Regions from separate parts of the Mus musculus genome. Here region 1 is linked to region 2. A link is a loop called in an ENCODE intact Hi-C map of the cell type or tissue named here. Cell type or tissue: heart. All regions are shown on one strand. Each heading gives the region's core, and the rest is flanking DNA. Links, peaks and the distances in the headings are about the cores only.

Evidence for each region. A loop is a pair of places that touch in the nucleus more often than their neighbours do. Peaks named below come from ENCODE experiments on the same cell type or tissue, not always from the same donor. Only the 100,000 strongest peaks of a DNase experiment are listed, where the experiment ranks them.
Region 1: it touches region 2 in a loop (2.2-fold over the local background); 5 of 42 quality-filtered maps call a loop at or near these places.

What each region holds. Positions count from the first base shown.
Region 1 is chr13:34,872,047-34,879,609 of GRCm38, forward strand. Prpf4b (pre-mRNA processing factor 4B) reads left to right here and starts at 3,483. Exons shown (of 15, transcript NM_013830.3): 1 at 3,483-3,648. The coding sequence starts at 3,608. Gm36839 (a long non-coding RNA gene) reads right to left here and starts at 3,194. Exons shown (of 2, transcript XR_382181.1): 1 at 3,123-3,194; 2 at 1,582-2,522. In heart, for the core only: a CTCF peak has its summit at 3,909; DNase peaks (open chromatin) are centred at 2,355, 3,435 and 3,985; H3K4me3 peaks cover 3,781 bases; H3K27ac peaks cover 3,609 bases.
Region 2 is chr13:34,341,769-34,349,331 of GRCm38, forward strand. Slc22a23 (solute carrier family 22, member 23) reads right to left here and starts at 3,450. Exons shown (of 10, transcript NM_001382849.1): 1 at 2,391-3,450. The coding sequence starts at 3,029. In heart, for the core only: a CTCF peak has its summit at 3,581; DNase peaks (open chromatin) are centred at 2,623, 3,563 and 4,223; H3K4me3 peaks cover 3,300 bases; H3K27ac peaks cover 3,874 bases.

The sequences.
Region 1 (7,563 bases), core at 1,119-6,118, 530 kb after region 2:
TACATGTAGCCCAGCTTGGCCCCTAATTTACTTTGTAACCAGGGGTTTATCTTGAACTTCTGATTTCCCTGCTTCCTTCTACCAAGTGCTGGGAATGGTGTTATGCACCACCATGCCAAGTTTCAGTACAGGATCTCGATAAGGTAGTCAATAAGTATATCAAGACAAAATCATGGGGAGGGGTGAAACTGTCTTTTTTTTTTTAATGTGCAGAATGAGAAACTTGTGAGTTAAGTGGGGTATACTTAAGAGGAAGAGTTATTGAGACCCAGGTCAGAGGAAAACCAAGAGCACATTAGGGTAGGTGCATTTCCCTTCCCTTTTGTGATCATCCCTTAACCATTCAAGTTATCTCTGGGTAGTGATTTCAGCATCAATTTCATATTGCACACAACACGGCAACTTATATACCTCTCTCAGAGACTGCAAAGCATTTTTATTTTTTTATATTATTATTATTATTTTGGTTTTTCGAGACAGAGTTTCTCTATATAGCCCTGGCTGTCCTGGAACTCACTTTGTAGACCAGGCTGGCCTTGAACTCAGAAATCCACCTGCCTCTGCTTCCCAAGTGCTGGGATTAAAGGTGTGTGCCACACCACCGCCCAGCCGTAGTTAGGGTGTGCTGTGCACAGACACCATGACCAAGAACTCTTCTCATAAAGACAACATTTAACTGGGGCTGGCTTACAGGTTCAGTCCATTATCAAGGTGGGAACATGGCAGCATCCAGGCAGGCTTGGTGCAGGGGCAGCTGAGAGTTCTACATCTTCATCTGAAAGCTGCTATCAGAATACTGGCTTTCAGGTAGCTAGGATGAGAGTCTTATAGCCCACACCCACAATGACATACCTACTCCAACAAGGCCACACCTTCTAATTGTTCCACTCCCTGGGCAGAGCATATACAAACCATCACAAAAACTACCATTTACTCATATAGGCCATTTTGCTCATTGCTTAATTTATTGTGTTTATACAATGAGAACTATTATCCCCAATTTATTGGGTGGTAAAACTAGGAAAAAATTTTAATTGTTCTTGGTTGCACAGCAAACAGTGAAACCCCTTGCTGACATAAATCCTATGTTCATGTAAGTGCATTTTTATTACATCTATTTTGTGTGTTCATGAACAGAGGTCAGAAGACAATCGATGAGGGGGTCTGGGTATTGAACCTAGCTCCTCGGGTCTCTTTTTTTTATTGTTGTTTGTTTTTTGAGACAGGGTTTTTCTGCGTAGCCCTGGCTGTCCTGGAACTCACTCTGTAGACCAGGCTGGCCTCGAACTCAGAAATCCGCCTGCCTCTGCCTCCCAAGCGCTGGGATTAAAGGTGTGTGCCACACCACTGCTGGGCCCTCAGGTCTCTTGACAGGCATCTTTTCCCACTTGAGCCACCTCACCAGCCAGCCCTTACTTTTAGAACATTGTTCTAGGTGTTTCTCTTTATAGTTAATACTGCTGCAAAGCTGATACAATCTAGATACCTAGTAACAAGGACAACAATCTAGTTAGAAGATGCTTGGCAAACCAGAATGAAGCAAAAACTGCTATGTGAAAAAGAGCAAGCGATGACACTGTGTACACAAGTGTGAAATTTAATATTTCACATAGGAAAGGGCTAAAAATAAGCCAACATGTTCGGGCTGGTTCAACGTGGAATTATCCACTTGGGGGATGATTTTCCTTTACTTTGAGTTTGTCCAAATTCACAAATGCACAGAAGTATTTTAAAACAACAAAAAAATTACACTAAGACAGGCATGATGCCTCAAGCGTGTTAACACCAGTTTGGCGTCTTCCCATTAAAGGTCCAAATCCCAATTTTAAACCTAAGTGCTGCTCAAATGGCTTCTACACTCTTCAAAGACACCTGGAAACTCCAAGAGTCAACGGGTTTTACGATGCTCGTAATTTGTTTGTAGTCTGTTACAATTAGCCTATTGAGAGCTCACTGGGTTCCATGGCAACCGTGTACGAGATTAGTAGCTCTCCACAGAAATACACATATTTCAAATATATTTTTCAATTATTTAAAGAATGCCCAGCTCGTTTGGAATAATACTTGAAGCAACCACAGATGGTAGGAAAAGATGAAACGTTCACAAAGACACGCTTGCCTCCAAAGCCTCAACTTTTTGCATTGTCTGCCGGCGCCGTGGTCTCCACGGTGTCACCGAACAAGGCGGACCTCTACTTGAGGGATCTTGGGGTACGCTCAGACGCAATCTTGGCAAGCCGCTGTGCTGACGTTGCCGCAGAGGAGAGGTCGGGGCTGAGATCGGGAGGCGGAGACCAGCTGAGCTGGAGCAGGGAACTGGGAGGGCCTCCCCATAGCTGCCCGCCGCAGTTCTAACGCCACAACCACCGCCCGCAGCTTTGAACACGCCCACGCTTTCTTCTGGCCACCAGCACGCATGCGTCTCTCCGGCTGGCCAAAAGACTTCCGGGAAGCTGGTTCCGCTGTGCAGAGCTCACTTCCGTCCTGATCCGCGGAAACTGCGGCTATGGGTCGGGCGGTTCCTTTACCAGGGCCCCGAAGAGGAAAAAAAAAAAAAAAAAAAAAAAAACCCAAGGAATTGTAATTGTCTGGTCTGTCACTTTGTAAACGTTTCCTGCACGAGTAAGCTAATGTTTCAATATCTGCTAACAGTAACAGCTTGGGATGCCTTTAGGCATCGATTTCGCTCTCCAATTCGTAATAGCGTGGAAATGAACTTGGGTGAAAAAGAAAATCTTCCATGGAAAAGTTTTCCAGCACCAGCTCCTTTAGAAGTGCTTTATTTATTTTATTTTTTATTTATTTATTTTTTGGTTTTTCGAGACAGGGTTTCTCTGTGTAGCCCTGGCTGTCCTGGAACTCACTCTGTAGACCAGGCTGGCCTCGAACTCAGATCCGCCTGCCTCTACCTCCCGAGTGCTGGGATTAAAGGCGTGCGCCACCACTGCCCGACAAGAGCATTTTTATTACATTTATTTTGTGTGTCCGGGCTTAGAAGTGCTTTATTTTACTCTGTGAAGAATGGTGTCTGTAAATCGGAAATCGGTCTTATTTCAGTATCACCATTATCTCCAACGTATTCCTCCCAGAAACAGAAAACTTAATTCCCATATAAAGCATACCATAAAGAACAGAAGGTCAAAAGGGGACCTGGCAGATATTCTGGCTGTTTAAATTAGGCCAGGTCTACGAGCTCTCCGCTAGCCAATCAGCAACAAGGAGAGACACAGCAGGTTTCACCCACTACTGGATCACATGGAGAATCAGCTCTCAGCAATGCACCCGACCCCTTTCTTTGCTGCTGTCTCCAGCAGGTCCCTACACTTACACACTTACACACTCACACTTACACACATAACCAGCGCTCTAAGTGAATCAGGCCTTCTTCTCCCCACGGCCCGCCCCCTAGCCCCGGAAGTTACGTTCCGCGCCCCGCCCCCGGACGCCGAGTTTTTCTATCCGGATTCTTAGCGCGGACTCCCGAGTGCCGCTTTTCTCTACGTGCTCCGCACATGCGCGGCTGCCTGTCCCTTCTTCCTCCGCTTCCACTGGCGTCCACGGTTCGCCGAGCCGCCGCCAGCATCGCGGAGGAGTCGGGAAGTTCAAGATGGCCGCCACGGAGCCCCCGTCCCTGCGGGAGCAAGCTGAGTAAGTGCACCGCGCGGGTGTGTCGGAGCTGGGCCTCCAGGCCGGCAATGCGGGGGACGGCGGCGGCGGCGACCTGCGCGACGGGCGGGAAAGTTCAGGCCTAACGGCGACAGCCAAACTTTGCCTTGCCGCGCGCCGTGGGTGGTGCGGCGGGAGGCGTGGGAGCGGCCTGGGCTTTGCTGCCGGTGGGGCCGCGGCTGTTGAGGTGCCGGCAGCGCGGCCTGCTGTCCGTCGTTGCCCCGGGAGGCGGCGGCACGAGCGGCCTCTACAGGTCCAGTTAGCGTGGTGGCTGCTGCTGCCCTGAGGTCGCGCCTTCCTGCACCTCCCTGGGGGACCGTGGAGCTCTCCGATCTCAACCCTCGGTGATCTCCTTCCCTAAAGAGACCCGAGGAATAGTGGCGGCCGGCAGGCTAAGCCCCGCTTTCCTAACGCATATGCTATCCTTGCGATCCTGCTGATGGTAAAAGCAGAGACGGGGGTGCTAGGGTCACACTTTTGACTGTCCCGGAAATTGTGCTAGCGAAGTCCTTTGCCCTTTACTCTTCCTTCCAACCACAACCCGGTATTTCTCTGTCCATTGGTAGCTTATTTCTAACTTTCAAACTTGAGGCAAAGTAAGGTAGACTACCTGGGTTTTGAGGCCTGGCAGTTTTTTGCCCTAGTTTGTTTTTGCCTTTAGGAAGGGACATGGGAGAAGTATTAGGAATCGTTGCTACTTCTAAATCATTCTAATCTGTGTTTTTAATTAAGCGACTATAGAAGTATTTGAAGCCAAGAGAACACATCCTTGAATAAGCAAAAGGACTAGCTGTTGCTTAAAGAAGAGCAGTGTTTTGTTTCCCACGTTTATGCGAGGAAAGCTTAACTTTAAAGAGAATACCACTGAAGACTGGGTGGCAACAGCAACCCCCCCCACCCCCCACCCCCCAGTTACATCTGCATTATCTATGTTTTCAGCCTGTTTAGGAAAGTGTTTGATACCGTTTCCAGCAACTTGTGACAGATAGCTTGGTTTCTTTGCTGAGAATCTAGTTTGGGGTTCCCCTGTCATTTACTTTACTCAGCTTGACAGAGAATTTGTTTTTATTAAGTATGCTTGAAAGTTGCATTGTGGTTGTGACAATTGGGCTTAGCAGAGAACAGATAGGATTTTAAGATAGCTTATTGTCCAAGTTCATGGTGTGGCAGTTACAGGATGTTAGTTTAGCTTGATGGGTGTCTTCGGCTGTTCAGCTAAGTAGTTCTGGCAATCTGAAAAGTTCTTGGTATTATGTCCATTCACTTAATTTGAGGGGAGGATCCATTCACATTTATTTTGAGTCAGAGTCAGCCCTATTATTTGCGTATTTAATCCTATCTTTATAAGCGTGGGTTTGTTTAGGCTCTGGCAACTACATAACACTGATGGTAGTTTTTAATTTATCCTCCCTTCCCCCATAGAAATTGTGTAAATGGAATTCTTCTCAATGTGTCCTATTTTTGCTAATTTGAAAATAATTAATGGAGTAAATAACAGTTTGATATGAAAGCAGGCACTATGTGTGTTGCTGACCTAAATGGCTTCAAGTTACTCTGAATAGCTTGTAGTTACAGGAAGCTATTCAAAATAGAAAAATTAAGGGCACACATATTACATAGTTTACATTTTCCTTAAAGGCTCAAATGGCTTTTGTTTTACTGGCCTGTACATTTGTCAGCCTCTTTACTTCAGCTTTAAAAAAAAAATAAATGTATTCGAAGTCACCAGGGACCAGGTACTATTCAAATCATTCAAATAGTAGCTCATTAATTCTTGTAACAATCCTGTGGCGCTGGGTCCTGTTGTTGCTGGTATTTTGTGGGTGATGAAACTAACACAGAGACATGAAGTAGTTTGCTCAAGGTCGCACTGTGATAGCCACATTTAACTTTGTAAATGTGGCTCTAAAGGCCAGCTCCCGACTGCTGTACTGTGGCTTCTTCACTTGCCTCTAAGATTTAAAATAATGTTTTTTGCTAGTGTCCCAGAAAGATGGTTGTAGGGAGTGAGGGGGAATTAAGGATCAAACTAAGAACCCTTTTGCACATGTTAATAAGCAAGTACTTTACCCCTGAGCCACATTGTCAGCCTGAGATCATTGAGCAGGGCTGACACTAGGAGTAAACCCAGAGCCTAACATGCACTAGCCTAAGTCCTACCGTGGAGATGTACCTTACTCCCCTGAGCTGGCTGTGTCTTTTCAGGCTGGCCTCCCAAAGGTTGCATTTACAAGCATCCCTACCATGCCCAGCCAAAGATGTGTTTTTGATGTGGTGTTTATAATACATTAAAATTTAATTCCTGAAACATGATTTGGAAAAGGAAAAGCAGAAACTAGGTTTAAGACCAGTTGGTCTTTGGGATCCATTCTAACTCCTGGCTCCATCAATTCTGTTGTAAAAGCATTTCAGTTTGGAAGAGAAAAGTCATTTAGTTACTTCCTTTACATTGGACTTTGCTCAATATTGACATATTTTTAAAGAATTGTCTTTTTTTTAAAAAAATTGTGTAGCTTGCTTGCCTATAAGGCATAAATGGAATGCTTCCCAAATCAATTTATAAAGACTATCCTAGCTGGACAGTGGTGGTGCAAACCTTTAATCCCAGCATTCCAGAGGCCCAGGTAGAGGTGGGCTAGTTTGAGGACAGCCAGGGCCACACAGAATTCCTGTCTTGAAAAGCAAGGGTGGGTGTCTTAGTCAGGGTTTCTGTTCCTGCACAAACATCATGACCAAGAAGCAAGTTGGGGAGGAAAGGGTTTATTCATCTACACTTCCATACTGCTGTTTATCACCAGGGAAGTCAGGACTGGAACTCAAGCAGGTCAGGAAGCAGGAGCTGATGCAGAGGCCATGGAGGGATGTTACTTACTGGCTTCCTTCCCCTGGCTTGCTCAGCCTGCTCTTATAACCAAGACTACCTGTCCAGGAATGGCACCACCCACAAGGGAACCTCCCTTCTTGATCACTAATTGAGAAAATGCCTTACAGTTGGATCTCATGGAGGCATTTCCCCAACTGAAGCTCCTTTCTCTGTGATAACTCCAGCCTGTGTCAAATTGACACAAAACTAGCCAGTACAGTTGACCCCTTGTCAACTTGACACACAAACACATCAGTATTAAGCCTCAACCCTTAGTTTTTATTCATCCCCAAGATCTAAACAACTTTAAAAGTCCCAGTCTTTACATATTAAAAGTTCAATCCTTTCAAAATATCCAGTATCTTTTAAAATCCAAAGTACTTTAAAATTCAAAGTCTCTTAACTGTGGGCTTCACTAAAAAACTTCCTTCAAGAGGGGGAAATATCAGGGCACAGTCACAATCAAAAGGGAAAATTAAACTCTAACTGCCCAATATCTGGGATCCAACTCACAATCTTCTGGGCTCCTCCAGGGGCTTGGGTCACTTCTCCAGCCCTGCCCTTTGTAGCACACAGCTTGTCCTCTAGGCTCCAGCTGCCTGTGCTGCACTGCTGCTGCTGCTCTTGGTGGTCATCTCATGGGACTGGCATCTCCAAACACTGCTGTCTTCCGCTGTGACTAGGCTTCACCAATAGCCTCTTACAGGCTCTCCTCATGGTGCTAAGCCTCAACTCCTTTGCATGACCCCTTCAGTCCTGGGACATCAATTGCAACTGAGGCTGCACCTTCACCAATGGCCTTCCATGGCCTCTCTCAGTGCTCTTCATGACCCCTTCATGCCTTTAAAACCAGTACCACCTGGGTGACTCTTACACATTCCATGTCCAGCCACAGAGAAGGTACAATCTTGGCTATCTCCCCAACTTGCTTCTTGGTCATGATGGACAAAAGTCCAGGAATAGAAACCCTGACTAAGACAGTGGGATTATCTGTTGATAACCAGGCATGATGTTGTACACCATACACCTTTAAT
Region 2 (7,563 bases), core at 1,277-6,276:
AACCAACAGCTAGGGCTAGAAGTGACAGGGCTGTGTCTCAGGAACACACCAGCTCCACGAGTCACGCTGCATGCTGAAGACATCCTGAGGGGAAGGGGACACAGGACAACTTCTCCAACCTTGAAGTCGTATCCACTGACACAAGGTGAAGGCTTCCTCTGTATCAGTTTACTGTGTTCAAACTAGACAGACACTTGACTGTAAAATGCCAGCAGCATCCCAGTCAGATTTCTACATTTGTGCATAGGCACAGAATCCAGCGAGCACAATTAGCAGAGGGAGAAGTCCGCCAGAGAGCCAAAATGTGCTGGAAAAGCTCTTTCAAGCACTGTTACCTAGCAGAACGTGGTGGAAGGGCGGTCCTCTTGCTGGAGCATATTTCTCTGTGAAAATCAATATGTCCTTCCTCGCCTTTACAGTATGAGAAAGCATGCCTCTAATTATTGTGCACAGGCCTTCATTCCTCTATGTCATCTTGCCTGTAACATGTAACTACCGTGTGTTGTCAGGCATTGTCCCCTCCATTCATACACACACACAGAGTTCGCCCTCCTGAATGCTAATTTTAAAAACTTGCCCAGCTTTCCAATATGACTCTATCTAGTCTGTTTTCAAGAACTATTTTTGTTCCTGCTTCACACCATGCCTGGCAGGGGATGAGTAGCTGTCTCCTGGTCCCACCGCTAGAGTAATGGTTGGTTTGCTCCACCGGCTAACTTCCAACTTGACTCTAGCACAAAGCCCTCTTCACGCACACTCCTTCAAACCAGTACTCTTCCTACACTCTCAAAAGAGGCTTCAAGTACTCAGCAGTGTTACCAAATCCTTATTGTTGTCAAGCACCCATGGCAATTTAGGTAGTTGTCGTTCTTTTTAAAATTGTCTCTGCCCTCCATGAATGGGAATCAGTTACAGAAGCACCTTTGGAAGGGAGAGGCTGGGGGGGAGGGGGGGAGGATGAGTCAAGATGAGACAAGCTAGGAGGATCTTCTCAATTATATTGCAAAGCAGAGAGATCACTAAGCCAGACGGTTTGGTTCCCACAGGACACAGCATTTTCTGGCCAGGTTGGTACAAGATTAAAACAATGATTAAGATGATGTAAGAGTTTCATCTTACAGATCCATGAGCTACAACTGTTTACTAACACACACTGGGCAGAGAGCTGGATTTTACACACACACACACACACACACACACACACACACACACACACACACACACAATTATAAACTGTCCAAATCCATTCTTGAATTTAGACAGAGCACTTTACACAGTTCAGAACTGTCCCAACTGCACTGTTTAAACTGCCGAAGGGACAGAAACTACAAATGTTTCACAAGTTGCTTAACTAGGTGGCATCCAGTGTTTCCTACAGGCCAAGAAAATGGAAAATTATGGTTACCTAGGGTTACAATTGTCTAACAGTATTGTCCACTTTTAGGGTGATATACAACTCTCTCAGAACACTCCTGCTGTACCACACAGAATGCAAGACCTTTGCAAGGGACAGGGAGGACAAAGTGCGAACTGGGACCAGTTCACCAGGTCTCAATGCCTGAGACCAGAGCAGGTGCTGTACAGGAGCAGCGATGACACCCTGCAAACTTCCCACCTTCCTATGCTATGGGACTATTTACTGAAGTCCTGAGAAAGTATTTGAGGGAACACATTAAAGTCTACAGTCAGATCTCTGGGAAGGACAACTCATGGTTGGGGTGGGGGTGGGTTGGCCAGGGAACTTTTTAAAGGGCTCTGCTTCTTTGTCTATAACTTGGATTCAATTGGCTTTAATCTGTTCAAGGCACGTGTGGGGAGGCTGACATCTGCTAGAAAGAATATCTGAGAGTAGAACACTATTTCTCTTGGATAGTTAGTTCTTAGTGGGAGACACAGGGACAGGCAGCCTGCAGAAAGAACATGGCTATGTCCTGGCTCCAAGGAGAAGCCCTAGAAGAGGGATTGAGTCTTCCAGGGCCCCTGCTGAGCCATCAGTGAGTCTGACACCTTAGCTAGATAGAGGAGAGGATTTGAACCTTTCGGGGGAGGGGAGCCCTTTCCATATGTGCACTGGGACAGGAGTTTGTGTGGATATTAGAAAAGGCTAAGTCGGTCTCTTTGAAGCGGATGCAGCGTCACGGGCACCGCAGAGGGCGGCAAAAAAGCCTTGGCTTCACATCCAAGTAAGAGCATCTCCTTTGAGGGACAGCCGGGAGCCCAGTCAATGCGGGGTTGTGCGTACACAGGCTAACATTTTGGGTTCCTCAACTGGGTAGGTTTGGACCTAAGTCTGCAGAGAATGAGAGATGGAGCACAGAGCAGAGGCGACCGAGGTCAGAAGAAAAAGGTTCACAAGAAGAACGCGGGGACGCGGCGGTCGTGGCCCTTACCTTGCTGACCACGTTTTGGATGAGACCAGTGCGGATGCCGTAGTCCCACGCGTGGCAGTCGCAATTTGAGTCGTTGTTCCCCTTGCCTGGAGGGGATGGGAGGGGTGGTGTGTCGCTGCTGTTGCTTCGGTTGCTCGTGGTCCCCCAGGAGGCAGTGGAGAAGGGGGTGGCCGAGGGGCTGGTCCAATTGCCCATGTCACCCCATCGGCCGGTGACAGTGGCACCCGCCAGCTCGGTGCCTTTGCCGGCCCCGCGGCACCAGAAATCGGGCTGGTCCAGAAGGAAGGAGTCCGAGAACTGGCTGAAGCCAATGAACAGTGCCGGGATCCAGGTGAGCACCACCAGGGTCTTCTGGTAGCCGCCGCCCAGGCCCCCGAGGAAGGGCAGCACGGAGCCATCGTAGTCCAGCAACAGGAGGCTCGGGGCGGCTGTCGCCGCGCAGCAGCTCGAGTGCGGGCCGCCGCTGGGGTGCAGCGCAGGCAGTGGCTGGATCTCCGCGCTGCTGCCGGAGCCCGCGCGCCCTCCGAGGGGCGCCGAGGCCGCCGCGTCCCCGGGCGGCAGGGAGCCGTTCTCCTCCGCCGGGGCCGGCTGCCGCCCGGCACCACTACCCGCCGCCTCACGCCGCCGGTCTATCGCCATGGCCAGGGCCCGCGGCTCCCGCAGAGGCGCATAGAGCGCGGCGGAGCTCGGCGGGCGCCCGGGCACAGCGCCGCCGCCGAGGAGGAGGGCCCGCGGCCGGAGAGAGTGCTCCGGGCCCGGCGAGTCAGGCCACCCCCATGTCACCCGCGCACCCCCGTGCCCTGGGCGCCGGGCAGAAACCGTTCGAGTCCTCAGCCGCCGCGGCTCATCCGCGCCGCGGCCCGGGCGCCCGCCTAGCTACGAGGCTCTCCGCTGATGCGCGCCGGCCGGGGAGGAGGAGGAGCCGGACCCGCGCCCTTGTCGCGACTCGGGGCCCTGCGGGCACCGGTGCGCGTTGTGCTGGGGCCGCCGGCGGCCGCGGGTTGGGAGATCCTCCACGGACTTCGGGCGCTCCCGGAAGCCGCAAGCTCGCAGCCAGCCTGCGGAGCCGGCCGCGCTCTCGGCTCACCGAGCCGGCCTCCGCCTCCCGCCCCGGCCCGCCCCCTCTCCCCCCGCCGAGGTGGAGGTAACCGCGGCACCTGCTGCGCCGCTCCTGCGCACGAGCGCCCCCTCCAGCCGGGCCGTGTCGCCACCGCCCGGACAGACGCAGGGGCGGGGAGAGGGACACCCGGGCCGCTGCAAGATCCCTGGTGGTCTCTGGGCGCGGGGGACGGGGGTCACCAAGGAGTCTGCACTGGCTGGGAGTGAGAGGACAGTGTCGTCTGCCAGTCTCAAGTCCCACAGCCGCAAGGGACCTCGCCCCGGGCACACCGGCTCTCCGTGACCTCTGTTCGTTTCCGAGGTGCCTGGCGGCTGGCACCCCACTCCTGGTCTTGAGCCCAAGGGTTGCCTGTCTTCCAGAACAACCTTCTGTTCTTCTTCCAGACTCAAATAAGGCAGCTTTTTATGGTCACGGAGCTGGGGCAAGGAGGCATGTTTGCCAATTTTAGGATGACAGCCCCTTACAACGCTGGGTCACACACGACCTACTGCAGCACCCGCCCCAAATCGCCATTTCTTTCTGTGCTCCAGAATGAATGTCAAATAAACACAACTCTAGAAGGCTAGACCTTCAACAGAAGCCACACACTCGATACAAACGTGAATGAGGGCGGCCTGCCCCACCCCCTCCCCAAGGTCTCGGAATCACAATTCCTATGCTCTGCGCACAGGCGCGCACACATCTACACCTCACAGGAGATCCAAATGCTCTTGGCACTCCAGACTCCAGAGCCAGCCTTGCCCAGCTAGCACTATATAAATAACACCAGCCCTGCGGCAAACGGCCGCATTAGCATATCTTCTCCTGCGTGCCAGGCCTGACACCAGTGAGAATTATGCGGCTTTCATCTTAGCCTCACTACATTCTCGAGACATTTCATATTCTGAGAAGTTTATTAATGGAATTAATGGAAATCTTAAATGGAGCAATCTATCTCTAGTCTTATTTAGCACAGGGGAAGGAAGCTCGCGTTCTTTTCCCAAAAGCATATCCTGCGAGTACATGTATGGAATGCGTTCTTTAAGCATCTCCGTTATTTTCTCAGCTGCATGTTGTATAATTTAGTGGGAGACTTTTTTTTTTTAAGCATGCAGCTCAATGTTCCAGTCAACATGTACTTACTGCTGAAATTCTGACACGTGGAGAGAACTATTTCTGAAGACTGCCAGAGAGCTGGACTTTGGGGAACCCAACTGTGAATTTTCCTGAGTGGCTGGGAAGGGGAGATTAGATAACAATAGACGGAAGAGACACAGGCTGCAGAAGACACTAAAGGTCTGGGAAACCCAGTCTGGAAATTTAAGCACATTTAATGACATACTTGAGTGAGAATGTCATTATGAAACCCATCATGCAGTATAATGATTATAATCTAATAAAGTATTATTTTCAAAATCAGGAGTGACAGTGCAACCTGCCAATACATGTGATCTTCTCTTCCTCCTTCTCTTCCTCCCCCTCCCCTTCCCCCTCTACCCTCTTCCTCCACCTTCTTCTCCTAATTTCACTTTATTGGTTAGTTTAACTTTTCTTCCCCTCATCACTTGAAGAGCTAATCCTTGGGACGCGCTCACCCCACACCCCAACAGAACAGAGTCAGCATTCAATGAATGAATGTTAGATATTTATTACTGACTCCACCCTCTGCACACAACCTACATTTTCTTATCTGACTGAAATGTAACAAGCCAGGCTTTCTCTCATTCCCCTTCCGTGTTGGTTCTTTCAAAGGAAGCCTGCTCCGTGTCTGGGTCTGACTCCTTTGCTCAGCTGCTCACTAGGAACCTAGCTGAAACTTTGTAAGTCACTGCAAAACACAGCCATTGATCTTAGCAATGGCTCATCTAATTGGGAGAAGAATCATGGGGAACTTTGGAGGGGGTTGCTTTCAGATCCACAGTCATTCAATTCTTTCCTCCAGGGCTGAGATGAAGTGAGCGTTAGATGCTTGACAAACCACTGGTTTTAGATCCCTAGTCATCTAACCTCGAGGGTTCTTTCATTTCAACATGTAGGAACAGATTACCAACCACAGAAGAGTTTACAACAGTGTTTGTTTAAAAGGAGTGACAGATACTATTTGACGAGTAATCACTTTGCTACATACATAAATACCAAAGCATCCTGTATACGTTACATATTTACAATAAAACAAAGCTTAGAACCCTACAAAAAGTAGGGGCTATAAAATGAAGTCTGTTTGCCTTCTTAAGGAAAGGCTATTTGTATGCTTTTAAGGTGGGTACAGCCCTGGCCTAGAAGGACCTTCATTTTAAAGCTCTTTATTCTTATTCCAAAGTCTAGCAACAATCCCCAAATGGTACATTCTGAGATTTTGGAGACATGCTGAAAAATGGTGCTCTCTAAAGCTAAAGCCGAATGAAACCAACACCAAATGTTTGGAATTCACCAGCAGCAGCAGCAGCAGCCTCAACCCAGGCGCTGTAATTAAGTTACTGATTAGATTAGGGGCTTCCTTAAGTCCCTCTTGGATCAACATTTCTCCCAAATCTAGTCAAGACGATTAAAATGTAACTAATTTAGAATAAACTGGCCCTCTATTTATTAAAACGCACCACAGGTGACCTCAGGATGAGCCCTAGAACAATGAAGTAAAGCAAAATTGATATTCCAGAGTGGATGGCGGCCTCCAAGGTGAGTGTTTAAAGCCTCCCCCCGCCCCCCCCCCCCCCAGCTAGTATACAGAAGTTGGTTGTTTTCAACTAGCAACAACCCCACCCCGTATTTTTTGGATGGCCTTTGCTGTTAGCCGTTGTTTGACTTACTTACTTACATACTGGCTTTACCTTCCACCTCCAGAATGTAAGCACCTAGTAGTTCCCTTGCTCAGCAGTGTTCCCGGAAGTGATAACAATATCTGCACATGTGAGATTCTCAGTGTGTCCTTGCGGAGTGACTGAGTACACCCAGCTGTGATCATCTGATGATGTCCTCTGTTAAGATCTACAAAGGCTTTACCTTGACTCTTAAGTCATTAAGCAAGCTTTTCATATTTGTTTAATCTCTCAAGCAAGTGTTCAGCTGAGCCAACTTAAGAATTCAGTTGAACTTGACAATCCCATGACTTGTGAGCTATTGTGGTTAGTGGATTGCTCTGGATAGGAAGTTGTCTGTTGGCTTTGCAGCTCACAGACTATATGTAAAGTTTCCAAAAAAAAAAAAAAAAACACATCACTGCCAGCATTTCAAAATGGAAGGACTGAACATGTTTTTAAACTGTGTTTGGGAATACTCCTAACATAGCAGATGTCTGGCCTTTTCCTTGCCCCGTATTTATGGGGCCATGCTCACTTGAAATACAGTGAGCAGGCAAGGGTTACCCAGCTTGTCTTTATCACTGCCTGGCACACAGTCACGTCATCATCTGGCCCCTGCAAACATCTCCATCTGAGTTCCTGACCCCAGTGCACATTAGCATCCTGAGTGCACACAAAGAAGCTGAGTCATCTCTCTTCCTTTGACATTCTGTTAAGTAATCTAGCACTCTGCAATTCCCAAAACCTGAGATAATGAAAATACGATGCAACCTAGTCAGTAATATGCTTGGATAATTTCTTCCCCTTGAACATAGCAGGAGGACAAAAAAAAAAAATGACTTCAGCTTACCTATAAAATTGAGGGATATCCAACTTTAAAAGTTAATCCCAAGGAATTGGCGTCAGGGTTAAATAACTTTAATCAGAAGCCAAGTCATACTAAATGTATTCTGGATTGTTTCGGCTCATCTATTAATTTTCTTTATTCTTGAATTATAACTTGGCAAATCATGTACTGCATCATTCTTTTTTGGCTTTATAGCAGCTTAATTTCTTCCCTTCAGATGCTTGTTTGAAGGATAGGTTACCTTGCTTTCTATGAGTGTTCCCAAATTGTGATGTGCATCAGCATCTCACAGCTAAAGCTGCGTATATAGTATTCAAACATTATTTTTTATCATCCTTTGGCTTCTGGAATGTCAACTCTTACTCTTTAACAAGGAATTTGACATTTACAAAACCTATCATAAATCAAAATGAAAAAGCTACTTTCATT